Linked DNA regions of Homo sapiens: region 1 is linked to region 2. Evidence: read pairs that join two places in POLR2A ChIA-PET (ENCODE). Cell type or tissue: Caco-2. All regions are shown on one strand. Links, peaks and the distances in the headings refer to the core of each region. The heading gives the core; the rest is flanking DNA. Region 1 overlaps CBLIF (cobalamin binding intrinsic factor). Region 2 overlaps STX3 (syntaxin 3).

The links. ChIA-PET counts read pairs that join two places held together with the same protein. Peaks named below come from ENCODE experiments on the same cell type or tissue, not always from the same donor. Only the 100,000 strongest peaks of a DNase experiment are listed, where the experiment ranks them.
Region 1: POLR2A ChIA-PET joins it to region 2 with 18 read pairs; 2 of 35 experiments call an interaction of 5 or more read pairs at or near these places.

Annotation. Positions count from the first base shown.
Region 1 is chr11:59,831,941-59,840,629 of GRCh38, forward strand. CBLIF (cobalamin binding intrinsic factor) reads right to left here. Exons shown (of 9, transcript NM_005142.3): 6 at 5,234-5,411; 7 at 3,868-4,069. Among named protein-coding and RNA genes, the nearest start is that of CBLIF, 9.2 kb to the right of the region's middle. In Caco-2, for the core only: no CTCF peak of the experiment used is centred there; no DNase peak of the experiment used is centred there.
Region 2 is chr11:59,773,231-59,781,919 of GRCh38, forward strand. It overlaps STX3 (syntaxin 3), which reads left to right. Exons shown (of 11, transcript NM_004177.5): 2 at 1-64. It also overlaps the pseudogene FABP5P7. Among named protein-coding and RNA genes, the nearest start is that of STX3, 22 kb to the left of the region's middle. In Caco-2, for the core only: no CTCF peak of the experiment used is centred there; DNase peaks (open chromatin) are centred at 3,431 and 5,121.

The DNA.
Region 1 (8,689 bases), core at 227-8,226, 58 kb after region 2:
GAGATCCTAGCTTATGGCAGCCTCAAAATCCTGGGCTCAAGCATCCACCCGCCAGGATAGAGACACTTTAAATGCTTCAGATAAATGCTTCAGATATTTTAAATGATATTCTCTTTTGAGCATGATTTTATCTGATAAAATGATCAGATAAAATCAAATGAGAAAATGCTTTAACCAGTTTACTATTGATGGGCATTTAGGTTGATTCCATGTCTTTGCTATTGTGAATCGTGCTGCAATGGACATGGATGGAGGCCATTATCCTTAGCAAACTAACACAGGAACAGAAAACCAAATACTGCATGTTCTTACTTATAAGTGGGAGCAAAATGATGAGAACACATGAATACACAGAGGGGAACAACACACACAGGGGCCTATCAGAGGGTACAGGTTGGGAGGAGGGACAGGATCAGGAGAAATAACTAATGGGTAGTAGAATTAATACCTGGGTGATGAAATAATCTGTACAACAAACCCCCATGACACAGTTTACCTATGTAACAAACATGCAAATGTACCCCAAACTTAAAATAAAAGTTAAGTTTAAAAAAAAGAGAAAATGGGCCAGGTGTGGCGGCTCATGCCTGCAATCCCAGCACTTTGGGAGGCTGAAGAGGGCAGATTGCTTGAGCCCAGGAGTTCGAGACCAGCCTTGGCAATATAGTGAAACCCCGTCTCTAACAAAAATACAAAAATTAGCCAGTCTCATAACCTGATCTCAAAATAAATAAATAAATAAATAAATTTTAAAAAAGCAAACATACAAATGACTAATGAATATGAAATTACTTCACTTAGAATGAAATGAAATGAAAATGAATGGATTTTGAAAACACCTATTAATAATCAAATTTAAAAAATGTAAATTCCCCCAAATGGGTAAATGATTATATGAGTGATGGAATGAATATCCAAGATTAAATATTTGGAAGCCATGAAAATATTTGTCAATAATTTTCAGTAACACAGGAAACTACTTATGCAATAACGTTAAGTGAAAATATGAGGTACAAATTTTACATGAAATATCTGTCCCATGTATATGATGGATCACACCTATTTGTAATATGCATAGAAAAAAACCTACAAAAGTTATAAAAAATATTAACAATTGTGATATTGTGTGTGGACTATAGATGATTTTTCTTCTTTTTGCTTTTTCCCTCAAAATTTCTGCTCTATGTATTTAATACATTTATAATCAGAAAAAGAAAAATTAGGCAAAATTAAAGCTAACTTCAGAGAAGTAAAGTACGGTATATTCAGAGGGTTTTAAAATTAAATATTTTTGGGCCAGACGCAGTGGCTCACGCCAGTAATCCCAGCACTTTGGGAGGCTGAGGTGGGTGGATCACCTGAGGTCTGGAGTTCAAGACCAGCCTGGCCAACATGCTGAAACCCCATCTCTACTGAAAATACAAAAATTAGCAGGGCATCGTGGCGGGTGCCTATAATCCCAGCTACTCAGGAGGCTGAGGTAGGAGAATCACTTGAACCCGGGAGGTGGGGGTTGCAGTGAGCCGAGATCGCGCCATTGCATTCCAGCCTGGGTGACAAGAGCAAAACTCTGTCTCAAAAAAAAAAAAAAAATTAAATAGTTTTGAAGTGCAATTTTTATCCTGACCTGTCTATGGAAGTTAGGGAAGTTATGGAGTCGTGCAGTAAGCAGCAGACACAATGTGCTCAACAGAACCGGGTGGAATAGATACCCACGTGGTATCACTCAGTTGTCAATTCCTTAGCCTTTGTCAGTATTCCTTCTTGATATCTTCCTGAAGAATTTGGATCATCTTTTCTTTGAAAAAGAAAAGATGCTTTTTTCCTTTCCATGACTTGGCATTTTTCCTCCTCTCCTCCTATAGCTTAGACTTCTCCATGTTTCTTTACTGCTTCCTCTTTTTGCAAACTATAAACATGCCCTAAAAGTTAATTTTCTCCTCTGTGATTTATTTCTGTATTTTCCCCTACCTTGAGAGGGGCATGGAAAGAACATGAGCATCAGATTCAGTCCAACCTGGGTTCCACTCTCAACTCTATTAGTTACATGTTATGTGATCTTAGGAATGTTACTAACTTCTTTGGGCCTAAGGGTTCTATCTGTAAAATGAGAATAACTAAATATGTCTTATGGTTTTATTGGGTGCAAGTATCTGCTATCTACTGCATGGGTTCTTGACTTAGGTCATCACCTCTAAGAGATGACTGTCCAATTTATTTTTTGCATGTCCTGACCTCTTTTCCTAGTACTTCCTCTATGCCTCCAAAAGCCTGCCTTTCTGTTTCTTTCTTTCTTTCTTTTTCTTTCTTTCTTTCTTTCTTTCTTTCTTTCTTTCTTTCTTTCTTTCTTTCTTTCTTTCTTTCTTTCTTTCTTCCTTCCTTCCTTCCTTCCTTCCTTTTTCTTTCTTTCTCTTTCTTTCTCTCTCTCAATTCCTTCTTTCCTTCCTTTTTTTTGTTTTTTTTTTTTTTGAGACAGAGTCTCACTCTGTCTCCCAGGCTGGAGAGCAGTGGGCACGATCTTGGCTCACTGCAACCTCCACCTCCCAGGCTCAAGCAATCTTCCCGTCTCAACCTCCTGGGTAGCTGGGACCACAGGCACGCACCACCACGCCTGGCTAATTTTTGTACTTTTAGTAGAGATGAGGTTTCGCCATGTTGGCCAGGCTAGTCTCGAACTCCTACCCTCAACTGATCCACCCGCCTCAGCTTCCAAAGTGCTGTAATTACAGGCATGAGCCACTGTGCCTGGACTATACCGCCAAAAGCCTTCTAATGTTCCTATTTCAAATGCCTACCATTAAACATATCTAAGGAATTTAATCCTTTTCTTTGAAAGATATTCTTTCTTCTTGACCCTTTAATCAATAGTTTTGAAGCTTCTTTCTCTTGACCTCTATGTCCCATCACTCACAGAGCCTTGGTGTGGGTCCGTGTATCCCAGAGGAAGTCATCGTCACTTCACACCTCCATTATTGGAGTCATGTCCTATGTTTTAGCCTTGTCTCCTATTCTCACGACCTAAGCAACATTTTACCAAGTGGATTTTCTTACTCAAAAACTTGCAAAATGAAGTTCAGTCTCCTGAACCTGGTATTTCAAGACTTTTACACTGTCACCCAACCTGGTATGTCCACCTGGCCTATTCATTGGCCCCAAATTCCTTGCTCAGTCTTATCGCAAATGCTTTGTTCTGGCCATTTCTTTTCCTTTTTTTTTTTTTTTGAGATGAAGTTTTGCTCTTGTTGCCCAGGCTGGGGTGCAATGGCATGATCTCGGCTCACCGCAACCTCCGTCTCCCAGGTTCAAGCGATTCTCCTGCCTCAGCCTCCCGAGTAGATGGGATTACAGGCACGTGCCACCACGCCTGGCTAATTTTGTGTTTTTAGTAGAGACGGGGTTTCACCATGTTGGTGAAACTCCTGAGCTAAGATGATCCGCATGCCTCAGCCTCCCAAAGTGCTGGGATTACAGGCGTGGGCCTCCCAAAGTGTTGGGATTACAGGCATGAGCCACTACGCCCGGCCTGTTCTGGCCATTTCTTTTTCTGGACTTACCTCTTCCCACATCTTCCTAAATAGTACCTATTCTTTGTGTTTCAAAGCTACAAAGTCTCTTTTGCCTGTTCTACTCTGCAATGGACTTTCGAATCTCCTCTGAATTTTTGTTTTTAAAACTTCATCATATGTTGACTTATATGATTTAAGTTTTCATGAGAGCCTTACCTATTTATTAGATTGAAAGCTGCTCAAGCGCTATTAAATAAAAATCTGTTATCAAAAGGAAAAAAATTAGGAAAACAGGATGGATAAAAAATGGGAATTCAGATCAGGCCTTGAGAGAATGATGAATGACATTTGTAATACTCACTTGAACATAGGATTTTTGCGCTGTGCTTCCTCTAGGACAACAAGTAACACTGACCCACTTTTCACACTAACATTGATGGTCTCGTTGAAGAGCAGCTCAACCCCCCTCAGCTGGTTATTTATGGTGTATATGACAGTGATGTTAGATGCAGAGGTGGGGCCAGGGCCAGGGTTGCTGGGTAGAGTTGGTTGTACCTCATGATCTGTGAAGGGCAAAGAGGCCACATTTGTCAAAGATTATGGGGTTTGTATCATAGGTGCAAAATCTCTGTTATTGGCAACTTACCCCAGAAGACATTTTGAGAAAGTAGTGAGTTTCATACCATTTAACAAAGTACTTGGACAACTAGCATAGAATTCCGGCAAAAACTCCATGGCCACCTTGTTAAGGTTGGGACATCACTGGGAAGCAGCCTAAGGGGTTGAGTGAATGTGGTAGTTTTTGGTAGGATTGGGATCAGTTTGCTTGATTTTGGTCTCCACATTCTGCATTGAGATAGACGAGAAACTTATTAATTGCTTCTTGTCTTAGGAAGTTCATGCAATGCAAGAGGAATGATGCTTTGTGTTAGCATTTTATTAAAAAAAAAGAGTTTGAGGAATCCATACCAAACACTAGTAATCTCTGGAGTAATAAGTTTTTATGCAAGACCTCCACTTTCCAAATGCATATTTCTGTAATGTTTGAATTTTTAGTGTCTTTCAATTATATGCATAATTGGATAAAATAAAGATATTTTTAATTAAAAAGTGGCATGCTAGGTTTCCACTCCATCTCATTGATATATTGCGTGCATCGAGCTTTCATATTTAGATCGTTAAGGCTCGATTTAAATATGAATTCTGTTCTTCTCTGAAGCCTCCCAAACAAAATCAACAACTGGTCACTATTTTTCTTTTTGGCATTTGCACTGTGTGTGGCTTTAACTTCTATTTAATACTTACTCGATTGTCCCAAATATTGTAGTTTTTGTTTACACATCTGTCTTCTGACTTTGTGAAAGGCAGATATGATAAGATATGCATAGTGTTTGATGGTACATTTGTGAAATGAATAAATGAAGCTATATGTTGTTTGATAGCTGGGACCATGGAGCTTCTTCTACCTCTAGTATCCCACAAAATGCTTTGCACATAGTAGGAGCTAGGTAAATATATGCTGAATGAAGTAGATATGGGGCTGAGTTCTGAGTGCAGGAAGGTATGTCTGTGTGCTAGCACACACTCTTAAGGACTGGGAGTCAGATGTACTCTGCCCACATGGGAATAATGGACATTACAAGCCTATATGCCACTTAACATTGATCCACATGTCATTTCTGGCATAAGTTGCTGCTTTATGACATAAGGAGAGGTGGATGTCTTACCAGGACTACAAGTGACCTGGGGCACATCTAGGTATGTCTTGCCTTTCAGGGAAGGGAGGATTTGAGCAATGGACATGGGGTTGTGGAATTTCCCCTGCTTAATCTCATTGAGTATCATATCCGTAGTCTTCTTGCAGTTCCATTCCTTTTTAGATGGCTCAGGTGTTACAGAGAGAGCCTGGGAAGGAAGACAGAAAGAGAGAGAAAGAGTAATTAGGCATAGCTGAGAGTTGGCTCTTACATGTCTTAAGAGATAAACTTGATCACTAATCATGGTGATCACGTAGTCACCCAGAATGCAAAGCCAATGCTATGTAAGGTTTGGAAAACATTTGTCTTCAATGCTATGTCCCCACCACTTAGCACAGTGTCTGTCAGACAGCAGACACAGAACTGTGCAATGATCAGATCCAGGGAACACTATTAGGCAGTCATATTTACGAACGACTCTTGAATGTAGAGTGAGGGTGAGAGCTGGGCTCCAGAGGGAGCTTTAGCCTAGGACAGTCTAGCCACATAAACGGAGTAGACCCCTTGTTTCATATTGCCATGTGCCCTCTTTGATGGACTTTTCCCTCACTTTGTGCTTGTGTCAGGACTCTCAGAGGCTCCACAACCCTGGCCCAGGATGGACTCATGACCTGGACTGGGCTGATGGTGGTCACCATCCCCTTGATGACAGTGATTGGTGGACACATGTACTAATCAGAATCATTCCCCGACATACAGACATTGGGACACCCAAAGATTTTTTTTTCCTGCTAAGGTTATTCAACTGGGACCATGCAAATAAACGGTAAGCTGCTAGTGACCATCTTTCTCAGCCACTTTGAAGAAGCCCTGCAGCAGGAAAGAATGAGGAAAATCAGGGCTGGACGATGAAAAAAGAGTGGCTCCTGATATCATGATTTGAGCCCTTTATTCTGGTTATTCCTGAAACCACCTAATTCAGCCCTAGACTTCCCAGTGTATGTGAATAGTAAATCCTCATTTTTTTCTTGAGCTAAAAGGATTTGGGTTTCTGTTACTTGCAAAATGAGTCTTGAGTAATACACCAAGCCATTCAGCCATTCACCTATTTTGCTGCGTTATCTATCGCATGAATAAAATAGAAATAATAACTTCTGTCTATTGTTGGGGGAGTCATTTGCGGTTCCAAGGGGCTAATGTATAAAAGCATTTCGTGATGTGTGATGTGTGATGTGGAAGCTGTCATTACCACCTCCCTTCCTTTACAGTGCGATTATGGCCACCAGAGCATGTTAATAGGCTGAGATTGTTAATGACTGGTTCACCTGAAGCTTGGAATAGGAAATGGGAGAAGAGAGAGAGAGGAGTCAGAAACGGCTGTCTCAGCTAGGGTCAGTATGCACAACTGGGCAGTTGTGACAGGGACAACCATCACTGAACCTCAGCATCTATGAAGCATGGCTCTGGACAGAGGCCACTTTACAAGGCAGTTGCTTTAAGGGCCATCAGGTGGGTGCTCCTCAGCAACAATATCTTGTCCACTTGTCATATGCACCTCCCAAATTTCACTAAGCAAGGTATATTCATTGGGATTACACATCACCAATGCCAACACTCTAGAGAGGATAACACATTAAGTGGTTAGACGTCATTAATAACTTTCCATCAAGAAGTTTATCAGTTCTCTTTTTCTTTTCTTTCTTTCTTTTTTTTTTTTTTTTTTGAGATGGAGTCTCGCTGTGATGCCCAGGCTGGAGTGCATTGGTGCAATCTTGGCTCACTGCAACCTCCGTCTCCCGGGTTCAAGTGATTCTCCTGCCTCAGCCTCCTGAGCAGCTGGGATTATAGGTGCCTGCCAGCACACCAGGCTAATTTTTGTATTTTTAGTAGAGATGGGGTTTCACCATATTGGCCAGGCTGGTCTTGAACTCCTGACCCCAAGTGATCTGCCCGCCTCGTCCTCCCAAAGTGCTGGGATTACAGGTGTGAGCCATCACGCCTGGCCTATCAGATCCCTTTTCAAGATAAGCGCCTATCAGAGGAAACTTGAAAGCAATAGGATATTCATGGAAGAAAGATGAGAAGTTCTGGAACAGAGGAAATGCCTCATGAGCGTCTTTGGGTAGGGAAGAGTGTGGCCTGGGCCACTGGAAGTGTACTGACATCTTGGAAGAAGGTGAACAAAGGCTGAAAAGGAACTTTACTAGCATCACTGCTCTGCTGAGACAGATCTTGAACAATTGTTAAGCATTACATTATGCATGCATTTTTTTGCATACCACATTTTATTTAACCTAATTGCAACCTTATTATTATGGGGAAAATAAAATCTGGGGAAATTCAATATTTGTCTGAGATGGTGGCAGGTGTGGGAGTCAAACCTAAATTGTGATAGTTCCAGAGCCCTTTGATTTTCTATATCAGAATATTTTAGATTAGGAAAATATTATATATTAGACACCTATTGATTCCAGATTTCAGGATGCCTAAATAAGTTCCAGATAGAGGCAGTAAAAAGGGTAGGGAGAGATTATGTATTCTGACAAGAAATCCACATGGCCTGTGGTATTTGGATGTAGACAGGGTCCTGCCTTTTGATAGGAAAAGCTCTAATTCCCAGGTACAGCTTATCAAAGTGTACTTGGCAGGTGATAAAATCCAAACAGAATTCACAAACCAAGTTAGCAAAAGTAAACACTTCACTGTCTGGTGATAAATTGAAGCAAGGTTATTTTTAGAGAGTCACACATAAAAAAAAAAAATCCCCAAACCATCTTTTATATCTCTTCCAGACTGCCTTTTTCTTTCCAAAAAGCTTCTAGACCAGAGCACTGGGAATGTTCTTGTAAAATTCAGCCATGGAAAAAACAGGGTTTTGTTCTATGACAAAGTCTCCTTGACTGTGACATAGAAATGAACTCTATTTTTATTAGTCACTTCTATATGTGGTCCATTGAAGTGGAAATTTTTTTTTTTTTGCTCTTATGTTTAACATGAACCAATTCTTAGGCTGCTTATATCCTTTTCTAATTTTTAATGTATGAAATCTCAATACTAGTCTCCATTGTTTTCCCCAGGAGACAATTTCTTTCTAATAGTCCGCAACTATGTTAGGTTTAGGGCTGGCATCACCATTCCATGATTCTCCCTTTAGTGGGCTTTCTGAGTTGAAGAGTCCCTGGTCCTATTAATCCCCATAGGACATTTTGAGACACTGGAGCTCAAACTTCTTAGTTGGGATTAGAGGATTCAGCCACAGATGGTTGCTAGTTTCTGATTCTAGTTGGTTATTTCTGCCCACCACCATTGGTGCATCTGTCTTCTATGGAGGCTGCTGCCCTAATCAACTAGGGTAGGGTGGGTTGTTGGATTTGGAACTATGAATACCAAACACATCTTACAGAATCCAAGCCTGGGAATGCATGCTGTGAAAGCACAGAATTGAATATGGACTTGGCTGACAGATAGATCTGCTTTACCATTTAC
Region 2 (8,689 bases), core at 448-8,447:
TGATACTGATGCGGTTGAGATTGCTATCGACAACACGGCTTTTATGGACGAGTTCTTTTCTGAGGTAGGCAACCTTCCTGTATTTTTTTCTAAATGTACATAAGGAAACACTATTTCCTTAGTAAGAATAAAAAACCTTAGATTTTTCAGGGTAGCAGAGGAAGGTCACAGTTTTTTGCTAGGGTGGGATGGCCAGACAAAGAAATTAAAATAACATTATTTTCAATATTTACTTGAATCTGGATTTTTAAAAATCTTAAGAAAGTCAGCAGAGGGTCAATTATATGTAATTGAAGAGATGCTTTTAAAATCTTACTCCGTATGACAACATTTTAATGATATCCTTTCTTGCTTAAAGTACATAACAAATACAGAATCAACCATAGGATCACAACCATGAGTATAAAACATTGCATCTTTAGGCTTGTGATTCAGATACATCAAATGTGTAGTTTTGAAAATTTTGGGGCCAGACATGGTGGCTCACACCTGTAAGCCCAGCACTTTGGGAGGCCAAGGCAGGTGGATCACTTGAGGTCAGGAGTTCAAGAACAACCTGGCCAACATGGCAAAACCCTGCCTCTACTAAAAATACAAAAATTAGCCAGGCACACCTGTAATCCCAGCTACTTGGGAGGCTGAGGCAAAGGAATCACTTGAATCCGGGAGGTGGAGGTTGCAGTGAGCCGAGATCGCACCACTGCACTCCAGCCTGGGTGACAGAGTGAGACTTTGTCTCACACACACAAAAAAAAAAAAAAAAAAAAAAATTATAGTCCCTCTGACTTAATTCTAGTGGTAACTGAGAAACCAAACTGCCAGTTTAGTTTTGTAAAAGTTCAACAGGGGCAAAAATGGGTTCATGTCTACAGATCCATGTACTCTGATCTTAAAGGTCCTCAATGGGATGGTACTATGATAGGTAGGTGGTGGAGGAAAGCTTGTAGAGGCAGTAGTATATCGTGGATGAAAACACTGGCTTTCGAGCTGGGTAAACTTGGGCCCAAATCTCAACCCTGCTTCTGAGAAGCTGTTGATTTCATGAACGTTCCTTAACAATCTGTGTCTGGGCTTCCTTACCTGTAAATTAGGATTGATAATGTAATTTCCCACAGGTGGGATCACCTGAGCCTAGGAGTTTGAGGCTGCAGTGAGCTATGATCATGCCACTGCATTCTAGCCTGGGCAACAGAGTGAGACCTTGTCCCCTAAAAAAAAAAAAAAAAAAAATTCACTGGTGATCCAGTGTTTAGGTAAGAAAAGAAAAAAACAATAAACAACAAAAATCCCCATTGAGTTGCATAAGGATTAAGAGGGACAGGCCAGGCGTGGTGGCTCACGCTTGTAATCCCAGCACTTTGGGGGGCCGAGGTGGGCGGATCACAAGGTCAAGAGTTTGAGACCAGCCTGGCCAACACAGTGAAACCCTGTCTGTACTAAACATACAAATATTAGCTGGGTGTGGTGGTGGGCACCTGTAATCCCAGCTACCCGAGAGGCTGAGGCAGGAGAATCGCTTGAACCCAGGAGGCGTAGGTTGCAGTGAGCCGAGATTGCGCCACTGCACTCCAGCCTGGGTGACAGCGGTAGACTCCGTCTCAAAAACAAACAACAACAACAAAAACCAAGAGGAATAATGTTTGTAACACAGCATAGCATCTGGCATATATGTGCTTAATGAATGATAATTCAAAAAACAAAAACAAAAAGCTCACTATTGTTGAAGTTTCTGCCACCATACTATGGTTTCTTAGGTTTTTAATTTCCCCTGGAAAGAAAACAAGAAGTATCGTGCTCTTTTTGCAGAGAGAATGTGATGCTTCCCATCCTCTAGACTGTGGATGTGGAAAAGTAACCCTCCAGTTTTTTTTCTGAAAGGAATGGAGTGGGGCATGACGGTTCGTGCCCATTTATCTGTTAGAGTAATAAACAGGAATTAAGAATAAACTTGAATGTGTGCTGGCCTGATTGGGAAGTTGGCTGTAAACTCTCCACAGATCCCCACCCTCCTCACAGGCGGGTCCATCAGAGTCATAGTGAGATCAAACAACACTTAGGCTTTGTGAGTCCAGTGTTACTCCAATTGTGGATCGTGGAAGGACAATATCCTTTCACTCCGTGATGGGGGTGGACTTAAGGAGATGTTTGAAGTCTTTCTAGCTCATCTCAGTCTGCCTTGGAGAACCAGATACATTAAAGAACTTCTTCCCTAAGATAAGGAATCTTTTCCAATAACTGTGTTCTCCTTTTTCTTCTGAGCCAGTCAGAGGGTCCCTGAGAGGACCCTCTTTGTTAGGTGTGAAGATGGTGGGCTTTGGCCTCTAAAACATGGTTTGAGTCCACTTTTCAAGCATTTCGTAGCAGTGTAACCTTGGTCAGGTTGCTTAACATCTCTTAGTTTTAATGTCCTGCTCTGGAAATTGGGAGTGTTAGTACTTACCTTTCAAGGATGCCATGAGGATCATATGAGATCACACATCTGGGAAGGATCGTCAGACATAAAAGCACTGGATGGGTGGTAGCTACTTCTGAAGAGGCTGTTGAAGATTTAACAAGACCTTCAGGGCTGCTGCATTGCTTATTTCTTTCTCTTTGTTATGTGTGTGTCTGTCATTTAGGGAAAAACCCCGTGAAACTTATATTTAGAGTGGAGAAGAGGGACAGCATGGGGAGGTGGAAAGAACATGATCTTTGAATTAAATTCCATATCTGCCACTAACTGTGTGATCTTGTTCACATTCCTTAACTGTTCCAAGTATCAGTGGGTTTATCTGTAAACTGGGGAGAAAAATATTCATGTCATAGATTTGGTAGAGATTAAAGGAGCTAATGCTCAGAAAGTACTTAGCATGGGGTTCAGCAGTGTTACTTTCCTCTTTTCTTGGATCTGATAGAGCACAGAGAGGATAAGGCCTTGGGGGAGTGGGGAGAAGTAAGAGGGAGTGGATCAAGTAGGCTCTGGCCCCACCTAACATGGTCTGAATCTCAGCTCTGCCCATTACCAGTGGTACAATTTTGGAAAAGTTAACTACTCTAAACCCCAGTTTTCTCTAAAAAGAGAATATTACCTGTTGGATTTTATGGATATAAAATGAGAAAGGGTATGGGTGCACCTATCACAGTGCCTGACATCTAGTACATATGTTCTTATCACCCTTCTGTCCCCCAGTGTACTTATGAATAAGTAGACCACAAAGTTTATTTTATAGAATGTGGTGTAGATATACTGTTGAAATTGGGATAAATTATGTTTCAGAGAATAGAGATTTGGGGAAATGAGAGATTGTCCCCCTCTATGTGACTGGTGATCATGCCCACTACACCCTGCAGGTTATATAACTAAGTCGCTTTCTTGGGAAAGCACTCTTGATAAAACTTACTGTTTGGACTGGTTCCAGGAGGTCATCCTTGGTTATTTGCTGAGAGCATGAATCACAGCTTAGTCATAGAGGTATTTGCAAGGTGCACATGAAGTCATAGGACCAGGGTGTTTTCAGAATGTGATTTGCACTGTCAGATTCCATTGTATCTTCTCTAGCTTCTTGATCGTTGGAAAAAAAGATTGGCCCTTGGGTTTTCAGGCCACTTTGGCTGATCAAGCCAGAGCCTGGTAAATGATAAACGCCACATTTTTGTCTAATTTGCAGTTGTCTATATTTTTCTTGGTTTGTTTGCTCAGTTGGCAGAAAGTAATGTTCAGATGAAACAGACCTGCCTTTGGAGGCAGAAACATTAGGGGTTTATTTTTCTGTATTCGTTTATCTATTCATCAAAGTATTTGAGCGCTTACTGTCTTCAAGATAGCATGTTAGGTGCTGGGGATCCAATGTTCTGTGACAGGATTCTCGCCCCCTGTTGTCTCCTTATCTGGTAAGGGTGATAGAAATTTTTAAAATGTTGTTATATGATAAGAAAAGTGTCAGTAAGGTACCATGGGAGCACAGAAGAGGAAGCGTTAAATTCTGCCTGCAGAGAGGAAGGTGAGGGAAGATTTCCCTGGTTCTTAACTAGACTTGTCATCAGAATCACCTGGGGAGTTTTTTGCACATACACATACCTGATTCTTAGGGACTGGAATGGCTCAGACTTTTGGATTTTTAGGAATGTCTTCCGGATAATTCTGTTGCCTACTGCAGCTATGCACCACTGCAAAGTGATGGGGAACCTTCGAGGATTTAAACAAGGAAGTGATGGGCTCAGAGTGTGTTTTAGAAAATTCACTCCGATGGCAGTTTGTGGAGGGTGCGAAAGACCTGAAATGGAAAGACCAGCAAGCCAGCGATGGAGCCTTGACCTGAATCTGTGATCCTGAGCAGCAGTGTAGCCTATCATTTAGGGATGCTTTTGACTAACTGTGGCTTAAGCAACAAAGATATGTAATTATTTTGCATATGAAGTAGTTTGGGGTTAGGGATGGTGCCGTTTAAAGGTCAGCTTGGGGTTCTAGGTCAGCATCACTGTGATCCTCTTGGCTTTTCTCTTAGGATTGTGAGAGAGAGAGTCTGTTCTGTGATTATCTATTGTTATATCACAGCATAGCCCCAATATTTAGTGGTATAAAACAACTGTTTGTTTTGCTGACAGATTCTGTGGAGTAGGAATTCAAACAGGGCAAAGTGGGTCCGGATTACTTCTGCTCTACAATTTCTGGGGCTTTTATTGGGAAGACTTGAACAACTGCAGGCTAGAATCTTGTAGAGGCTTTTAAAATTTTACTGTCTGGTGCCTTTACTGGGGTGGCTCAAGGGAAAAGCTCAGCAGAGACTGTCAGTCAGAGCACCTACACTTGGCTTCTTTCTGTGGCTTGGGCTTCTCGTAGCTGGCCCACTTAGGGCTATTGAACTTGTTACATAGAAGCTCAGGGATGCAAGGCAAGTGTTCCAGCTACAGAAGTTACATAGCACATCACTTCTGCTTGGCTCTGTTACTGAAGCAGTCACAAGCCTGCCAGATTAAAAGAGCGGTACATAGGTCCCACCTGCCTGTGTTTTGAAACCACCAGAGTCAGAGCTCTATTTGGCATCACCCTGTGACAGCGTTGCAAGCATTAAGAAAGGGTGCAGCTAGAAAAGTCCAAAGGTCCTTTCATCAGAGAGGAAAACTGCCCAGATCCTCCAATCTGACTTCCCTTGTGGCCTCCTGGATAGCACTGGGTCACATGGTGTGGGCCTCCTTAGCTGGAAGGGACACCAGGAAAGTGAGTACTCAGCAAAGGGACAGGATTGCCAGGATTGCCATCAAACACATCATGATTCATCCTCTGGGGCTGGCAATGCCACTACCCAAACAAAGTCAGATTTCTGTTAAAAAGAAAGAGAGGGAAGGGGCCAGGGAATGGCTGTTTGTTGGGTCAGTGAAAATGCGTTGTCACAGATGGCAGTGTGAGGTGCAAAAAGCCTTCTGTGATCAAATATGTTTGAGAAATGCTTCCTGCTTCTTTCTTCTCTTGGAAACTTAAAATGCACGTTAACTTATTGAAAGCTCTAAGAAGTCCTGTAATAAATCAGCTTAACTTGGCTATCCTAGCATTTAATTTTTCAGAGCAACACTTTCTAACATGGAACTTCTATTAATAAGGATGAAAGTTTTCTTTTCTTTTCCTTTTTTTTTTTTTTTTTTTGGGGATGAAGTTTCGCTCTTGTCGCCCAGGCTGGAATGCAACAGTGTGATCTCGGCTCACTGCAGCCTCCGCCTCCTCCTGGGTTCAAGCGATTTTCCTGCCTCAGCCTCCCAAGTAGCTGGGATTACAGGCATCCACAACAATGCCCAGCTAATTTTTGTATTTTTAGTAGAGACGGGGTTTCACCATGTTGGTCAGGCTGGTCTGGAACTCCTGATCTCAGGTGATCTGCCCGCCTTGGCCTCCCAAAGTGTTGGGATTATAGGTGTGAGGCACCACGCTGGCCAAAAATTTACTTTTTTGAATGCTGTCTTAGTTTGGGCTGCTATGAGAAAGTACCGTAGACTGAATGGCTTATAAACAATAAGAATGTGTTTCCTACAGTTCTGGAGGCTGAAAGTCCGAGACCAGGATTCCAGCATGATCGGGTTCTGGTGAGGACCCTCTTCTGGGTTGTGGACTGCCACCTTGCTGTATCTGTATCCTTACAGGGTGGAAAGAGCAAGCTAGCTCTTTGGCCTCTGCTTATAAGTGCACAAAACACAGTCATGAGGGCTCCACCCTTACAACCTAAATGCCTTCCAAAGGTCCCATCTCCCTCTAAGTACCATCCCATTGGGGATTAGGCATCAACATATTAATTTTGGGAGAGCACATTCAGTCCATAAGAAGTATGCATTTGTAGTGGTATAACAGACCATTTGTAGTGATATAAGAAGCATACTTGTCTCCTGCAGTTACTTATATTCATTTATTTATTCAGCAAATGTCTACTGAGTAACCCACATGCTTGACAGTGATGAATATCAAGTAGTCTAAGTTGAGCAACACGTGGTCCTAGTGCTTGAGGGGATCTGAATCAGTTCTGGGAGAAGTTAGGGTGGATAAATTGTGGGCATAGTGCAGCAGAGCCTGGCTGGGGTGAGGGGTGGGTGGAGCAATACCTGGCTGGAGGAGCTGTGAGGTGACCAGTCTTGAAGCATATGGATTTGCTAGGTATGCTTGATTTTTGTTAGAACTAAGAACCTCAAAGTGAATCCAACTTGGAAATCCACACATTAAATCTAGCAGGTTAAATACTTTTTAATTCTTTAAGTAGAATATTGGATGACAATGACCTACCAGGCAAACTGGTAGATTCTGCATTTCTGGGCTCTTCCAATGGGGCAGGCAGGAAGCCTTGCCAGTCATTTGCCTATTTGCATTCAGGACCATTCCCTACTGTCCTTCCTCTGCTCTTCTCTGTATCACAGGGAACTACATTTCCCAGCTTCCCCTGCCAATTGCTTTTGGTATATTTGACTAAGGAGAGTGTTATGGACTGAATGTTTGTGTCCCCTCAAAATTCATATGCTGGAGTCTAATCGCCAATGTGATGGTATTTGGAGGTAGGGCTTTTGGGAGGTAATTAGGTCATGAGGGCGAATTAGTACCCTTATAAAAAGAGACGTGAGAAAGATGATCTCTCTCTCAGCCATGTGAAGATACTGGAAGAAGGCAGCTGTCTACAAGCCAGGAAGAGGGTCCTCCTCAGACATCAGATTTGCCAGTGGACTTCCTAGCCTCCAGTACTGTGAGAAATATATCCTGTGTTTAAGCCACCTAGGCTATGGTATTTTTCTTACAGGAACCTGAACAGATTAAGACAGTGAGGTACTAGCAGAAGACTCAAGGAGGAGGGAAGAGACCATAGTTTTCCTCCTTTCTCTCTCTACCTCAGACATGCCTTCTTCATGGCCTCAGCTCTTTCTCAATAGACCCCGCCTCCATGGTCCCAGTTCTGCTGGTCAACTCCACCATGGTCTGGTCCCCATCAGACAGCTCTGGCTTTAGGCTCTGGTGACCCTGCCTTCCTTCTCTTTCGCTCTGACCTGCTGTTGCTAATTTTCAGAGTGCCCCAGCAAACTTCTGTTTGGCTTCTTGACGCTTCCATCCCTGCATAAACAATCCCTTTATTATATTACTTTGATTAAAATAACTAGATAGGTTTTCACTTTCCTGACTAAGTTTTGAGTGATGCAAAGCCCCAACACACTTAATTTACTTGAGATTATTGTCTCAGAATACTTGTTTTCATTGGTCAGTATAATTCTGAGATCATTCTTTTCTTTTCATTCATAAAAGGAGAATTGAAACATTAGTCCTGGTCTTGATAAAATGCTTTTGGGACTTGACTTCCATTGCTTGGTTGACTGAGGTGGCCTTTTCCCTCCCTTTTCATCAACATTTGTTTTCTTTTTTTTTTTTTTTTATATTAGCACAAACACATTTATTTATTAACCAAAGGGATGATCCTAATTAATCCAACACACTTTGAAATAGCTGCATGTAAAATGTTTATGATAAAGATAATTGAACACAGTAATGAAAAAAAAAAGAAAGAAACAGTATGGAGATTTGCTCATTGAACTGAGCTTGGTCATTCTCTTAATTAACTCCTGTCCAAAGTGATGATGGAATTTTTATTCTACTTTTTCATAGATCCGAGTACAGGTGACATTGTTCATGACACACTCCACCACTAATTTCCCATCTTTCAATTTTCTTGTTATTGTGCTTTCCTTCCCATCCCACTCCTGATGCTGAACCAATGCACCATCTGTAAAGTTGCAGACAGTCTGAGTTTTTCTGCCATCAGCTGTGGTTTCTTCAAACTTCTCTCCCAGGGTACAAGAAAACTGTGTTGTTTTCAAAGTGCTCTCAGTTTTTATGGTGAGGTTTTTACCATCACAAGTGATGATACAATCTGGCTTGGCCATTGCGCCCATTTTTCGCAAAGCTATTCCCACTCCTAGCTCCTTCATGTATTCATCAAAGCCTTTGCTGTCCACCAGGCGCCATCTTCCTTCCAGCTGCTGAACTGTGGCCATGGTGGGTGCGGGCGGGCTGGCGTGCAGAGAGCAACATTTGTTTTCTAAAGCAAAGAAGCAAACAAATTAAAGAGGACTTGACTGAGCAGCTCTAATATGAAGACTGCTTGGGATTCTGTCATTTTTTGGGGAAAGTGAAGGTGTATAAATTGTGAAAAGGAGGGATCATTTGACAGTTAAAATCACATTGCTCTTGTCA